2 separate regions of the Mus musculus genome follow, and region 1 is linked to region 2. The links are chromatin contacts, found by POLR2A ChIA-PET in ENCODE. All regions are on one chromosome and are shown on one strand. The core of a region is the stretch at or near the end of the contact, and the rest is flanking DNA. Distances in the headings are between cores, read along the strand shown.

Region 1 (3,051 bases), core at 337-2,836, 150 kb after region 2:
CCTCTTATGTTTATAACCGCCAGAGAAAGATCAGGATATACAAGTTACAGAAGGCTCAGGAGGAGGCCATAAAACTCAAGGGACAAGCCCCACCTCCCTGAGCCTGCTGGATGAGACTCCTGCCTGGACCCCCTGCAGGGCAACAGCTGCTGCTGCTTTTGAACAGAATGGTAGACAGCATTTACCCTCAGCCACTTCCTCTGGCTGTCACAGAACAGGATGGTGGCCTGGGGGATGCACACTTGTAGCCTCAGAGCTAAGAGGACTCGGTGGATGGAGCAAGACTGTGAACACGTGTGACCCGGACCCACCTACAGCCCGGTGGACCTTCAGCCAAGAAACGCTGACTTCATTCTCTATTGCCCCTGCTGAGGGGCTCCTGCCTAAGGAAGACATGATATCCAGTAGACACAAGCAAGAAGACCACACTTCCCCCCGACACAGGAAAGCTGAGACATTGTCCCCAACTCTTCTTGATGTATTTATTAATTTAGAGTTTTACCAGCTATTTATTGAGTACCCTGTATATAGTAGATCAGTGAGGAGGTGAATGTATAAGTTATGGCCTGGACCCTGCTGCAGATGCTGTGAGAGTCTGGGGAAAGATCACATGGGTCGAGGGTTTCTCTACTGGTCAGGATGCTTTTCTCATAAGGGTCGACTTTTTTCACCAGTCACATAAACACTATGTGGACTGGCAGTGGTTCTCTGCTCCTCCACATCCTGGAGCGTCCCAGCACCTCCCCACCTACTTTTGTTCCCAATGTCAGCCACCATGCCTTAGCAGCTGAACAATCGAGCCTCATGCTCATGAAATCATGGTCCCAGGCGGCTCCACCTCAAAGAGAAAGCCTGGAAGGAAATGTTCCAACTCCTTAGAAGGGTCGTGCAAGCTGCTGTGGGAGGGTAAGCACCCCTCCCAGCACAGAAACCTTTCCTTTGAATCAATAAAGTTTTATGTCGGCCTGAGTGTCTTGTGAGTTTGTGTACAGTCATCACATCAGTTAGGCAAAGCCCTAAGGACTGCCGACTCCCATAATGCCTCAGGGTTGTCTGGTAACCTAACCCTAACTCTGAGTCTGTGGATCAGGTTGGTCCCCACCCCCACCCCCTTTCTTTTTTGAGACAGGTTCTCTTTGTGGCCATGGATGTCCTGAAATCTGCTATGTGGAATGGGCTGGCCTTGACTTCACAAAGATGGGCCAACCTGTCTCCTGAATGCTAGGACTAAATGACAAAGCCACTGCCATGTCTAGTAAAATCTACGTTAGATAGACAGGGTTTCCCAGTGTAGATCAGGATGGCCTTGAACTTACAGAGATCTGCCTCCCTGGGAGTGCTGGGATCAAAGGCATGTGCCATCACCAAGCGTTATTTTATTTTTTAATTTTTAAAGACTTCTTGGGGCTTACGTAAAAACTAAAGAGCAGGTCCAGAACTGTGCAATGGCTTTTGGTTGATTGTAGGGTCTGATGGGAGGGGAGGCAGGTATCTTCATCAGGGCCGGCCGAGGCCCATTCTGGGGCGTGGCCAGGGTGCCTTCTTATCTCCTGCGGCCAGCCTAAACTCCCTGGCGTTCCGCCCGCACTTCAGCGCGGGCTTTGTGCCATGGAGTCTGCCCTTCTGCTCCCGTCGCTTTTGCTGGTGGCTGCCTATCCGAGGGGTGGGAGCCCCCAGCAAGAGTGGATGCAAAGTCCTCCCGCGCCTTCCGTGACCTCAGCACCTTTCTGGGTGCGTCTTAATCCAGAGCTAGAGGCCGTGCCTCCCGGGGGCTCAGCGTGGCTTAACTGCAGCCACAACTGCCCCCTGCCGGTGCATTCCAGCCTGCGCACCCAACTGCGGCAGGGAAAGATAGTTAATGGATCCGGCTGGGTATCTTACCAGCTACTGGATGTGAGGGCCTGGAATTCCAAGGTGCGCTGCGTCGTCACTTGCGCAGGAGAAACCCGAGAGGCCACCGCCAGGATCACTGCTTACAGTGAGGGAGACCGGGGCTCAGGCCGGGCTGGGGTGAGGGGAGAGGGGTGGAGGAAGCGGATAGATGGTAATTGCTTTAAGGGGTGCCTGTGGGCCTTATCTCTCTTGCCTTAGAACGGCCCAGAAGCGTGATCTTGGAGCCTCCGGTCCTAGTGGGCCACAAGTACACTCTGCGATGCTATGTGACACACGTGTTCCCAGTGGGATTCTTGGTGGTGAGCCTGAGAAGAGGTGGCCGAGTGATTTATCATGAAAGCCTGGAGCGCTTCACCGGTTCAGATTTGGCTAATGTCACTTTGACCTACGTGATGCGGGCCGGACTCAACGACCTCTGGCAGCCACTCACCTGCCATGCGCGCCTCAATCTCGACGGGCTAGTGGTGCGCAGCAGCTCGGCACCTGTTATGTTGACAGTCCTCGGTGAGGCATCCTGTAATCCCAGGGAATGGGTGCGGGAGAGGGGATGTTGCCACTCCAAGGGGGCCTGCAGAACAGGCGTGGGCTCCACGCTTGGCGGTCCTCAGACCTCCTAGTTCCTGATTTTCACTCCTGCCCACAGCTTTAAGCCCAGCCTCTATAGCCTTGGCCTCTACCTCCATCGCAACCCTGGTGGGGATCCTCCTGGCTGTGGGGGCTGTCTACGTGCGCAAGTACCTGGCTGTGCAGACTTAGTTATAGATCTGTTTTCGATGCCTGACAAGAGGGAGGGGAAAAGAACTTCAGAGTAATTAATTCAGAGACTCTTATTGAAACAATAAAGTCTTCCTCCTCAGTCTCTGCCTTACGGTTCTTGGAGAAAGTGGTTTCTTTTTTAAGGTACCTTACTTTTTCCAAATTCCTTACGTAGGGGCTGAAGATTAGTAGATTAGAGGTAGTACTGGAGGAAACAACACCTTGAAATTTCTCCTTCAAGGCCAGCATGGGGTCCTAGAACCCGAGTTCCTCTGCGTAGAGTTTTGTTAGCTTTATTTGTGCGGGGCAGAAAGACTAAACTGACCTCCCCTCCAGGGCTGACTCTTGGTATGGCTTTTTCTGATTGGCTCCGCTGATACAGGCCGGAGCTCTGATTGGAGG
Region 2 (2,724 bases), core at 56-2,555:
GGCGACCCAGGCGCATGCGCAGCGTGGCCAGTTCGCTGTCTTGGGTGGCTTCTGAGCTCCTGCAGACGGCGCTAGTTGCCTTCTGCGGGGACAAAACTAGGGTGACGCGGCAACGCGCGGCACCTCCGAGCGCCCTCCAAGCGCCCAGCAGAAGCAGCAGTTGCAGCTTGCGTAGCCTGGCGGTCCCCATGGCCGTCACCTGCAGTGAAGAGGAAAGAGACTACTGTTTTAGCCTAGACGGGTCCCAAAGCTCCAAGGTAGCCAAGGAGAGCTAAAGTATTGATCCCTGGGCGTCACTTCCTACGGTTGTACTCCACAACAGAGCTGGGCTGCAGCTCGCAGCGCAGATTGTCCGTTTACCACAGTTCATACAACAACCAGAATCATTTTACACCCCAAATCCCTCTCCATCCTCGGTTCCGGACACTTGGACCTGGTCACCTCTCCCCTCAGAACCTTCGGTGGCCCCCACTTAAAGAGAAAACTTCCATTTTGCGTGGGGGGCGGGGCGTGCAGGGGATGGAACATCCATCACTCATGCTGGGCCCCTCTTTTCTAATTTGAGACATGGTGTCACTAGTAGCCCAGTCTGTTACCGAACTAGGTTAGGATGCTACTGCCTGGGCCTCTTCATCCCTAGATGGCTTGTGTGTGCCACCATACCAGGTTAATATTCGTGACTCCCCACTCCTGCCCTGCAGAATTCACACCCAGGGCCCTATGCCACCACTCCCAGGCACTCGGGCACACACTTGGACCTGCTCAGAAGAAACCACAAGTGCAAAGGTCCTGGAATTGGATCTCATTTCAGATGTGCTGAAAAGAAGACATAGCAAAGAGGCCTGTGGGGTGGCATAGAAGGGAAGTGAGAGAGCCGTGGAAACTTCTGAGCTAGAGGCAAGGTACATCAACTACAGTGGCTGCTCATCAGGCGTCAGCTCCCAAGCACTGGGCAGTCTTGGGCACATGTGGCCGCCTTCGTTGGCAAGCTTGGAGTAAATGAGAGACCTGGGAGCCTCCCTGTGCCCCCCCACACACAACGTATACACACACACACACACATACACATACATACATACGCACATACATATACATGCACATACATAGACAACATACATACACACCCGTACACACACAATCAAGACCAGATGCACTCTACAAACAGCATCTACCTACATCCACTCCTACCCACTCTCACCTCTCACAGCCCAGACGCTGGCTCCAGTGAGGTTTGCGGCAATTCCACAAAATCTGAGGAAGGCCTGAAGGACCAGGACGAAGGACCGGGAGTCCTTCTGGGTGAGTATCTGGGTGCAGGAGACTGAAAAGACAGAAGCCGAGAGAAGACTTGGAAACCACCCATCCCCCAGAGCATGGATGGAGCCTGGGAGCACAGCAAGTGTAAATATTTAGTATTTCCAGTGTGAGAACCCTGGGCAGAATAGCCAGATCCCCTTGCCCAGGCCTCCGGAGCATGATAACAGAGGCCACTGCCCTACGAGTCTCTTCCTTTCTCTCAGGCTCACAGAGCATGGGAGGCCCTAGGCCCTGGTAGACTTGTGGGCTCCAGACTCAGACAACCATGACAATGATGATGTATCAGTGAGTACCCTGATGCCTGGCGCTGGGGACACCCTTAAAGGGGTAAAACTTTCTCATTTAACCCCAGCAGCCAGTAGAGGTGTGAGCCCCTGCCTAGAATCCCCCAGTGAGGGGCTGGGGGTGTAGCTCAGTAGTAGGACACTTACAAAGTCCTTGGTACCCAATATTGCCAGAAGAAACAAAACCTTAGGATGTGGTAGCACAGACTTAATCACAGTACCTGGGAGGCAGCAGCAGTTGGAGCTCTGTGAGTTCCAAGCCAGCCAGTGAGCCCCTGTCTTAAAAGGGAGTGGGAGTGGGTGTTAGATCGGAACTGATGAAGGCAACATGGAAATAAAAGCCAGCATCAGCTCAACAGAGCAGGCAGTCCTTTACTAGAGAAATGGAGATTGTACGAGGGGCAGGGGGCTTGGAATGTTAGAGGACACAAAAGGGAACATTGCGGAGGAAGATTTTATCTGAGGGTTGTTTTATGTTGACTTATTAGTCGTTAGTCTTCTCCTGGCTCCTGCCTGCAGATGCTCTCATTACTATGTTGGCTTTCTTGTCAGACAAGATGTTTCTGTCCATATGCTACCCAGCAAGTTTTGGAGCTGTCCGAGGCTCTTTGCTTTAGATCCTTGTCTTAGTCATGGTTCTTCTGCTGTGAAGAGACACCATGACCAACTTATACAAGAAAGCATTTAATTGGGGGCCTGGTTACAGTTTCAGAGGGTGAGTCTATAACCATTATGACAGGGAGCATGGCAGCAGACAGACAGATAGACAAACATGATCCTGGAGCAGTAGCTGAGAGCTTGCATGCTACACATAAGCAGGAAGCAGAGGAGTGACCTTTTTGTTTGGCTTCAGACCCTGGGACAGGGGACAGTGTGTGTGTGTGCACACACACACGCGAGCATGCACATGTTTTGCATACCAAAGCAGACCTGGCTTCTTTTTTTTTCTTTCTTTCTTTTTTGTTTCTTTGGTTTTTCAAGACAGGGTTTCTCTGTGTAGCCCTGGCTGTCCTGGAACTCACTTTGTAGACCAGGCTGGCCTCAAACTCAGAAATCCGCCTGCCTCTGCCTCCTGAGTGCTGGTATTAGAGGCGTGCGCCACCACTGCCCAGCTCAGACCTGG

What was found. ChIA-PET counts read pairs that join two places held with the same protein, here RNA polymerase II (POLR2A).
Region 1: POLR2A ChIA-PET joins it to region 2 with 41 read pairs in embryonic stem cell. The contact joins the promoter of Icam4 here to the promoter of Angptl6 in region 2. POLR2A ChIA-PET finds 5 or more read pairs at or near these places in 3 of 5 experiments (Patski and embryonic stem cell).

What each region holds. Positions count from the first base shown.
Region 1 is chr9:21,027,846-21,030,896 of GRCm38, forward strand. It overlaps Icam4 (intercellular adhesion molecule 4, Landsteiner-Wiener blood group), which reads left to right and starts at 1,587. Exons shown (of 3, transcript NM_023892.3): 1 at 1,587-1,978; 2 at 2,092-2,397; 3 at 2,537-2,751. The coding sequence starts at 1,609. The coding sequence ends at 2,649. It overlaps Icam1 (intercellular adhesion molecule 1), which reads left to right. Exons shown (of 7, transcript NM_010493.3): 7 at 1-969. The coding sequence ends at 101.
Region 2 is chr9:20,878,405-20,881,128 of GRCm38, forward strand. It overlaps Angptl6 (angiopoietin-like 6), which reads right to left and starts at 1,306. Exons shown (of 6, transcript NM_145154.2): 1 at 1,199-1,306; 2 at 1-199. The coding sequence starts at 190.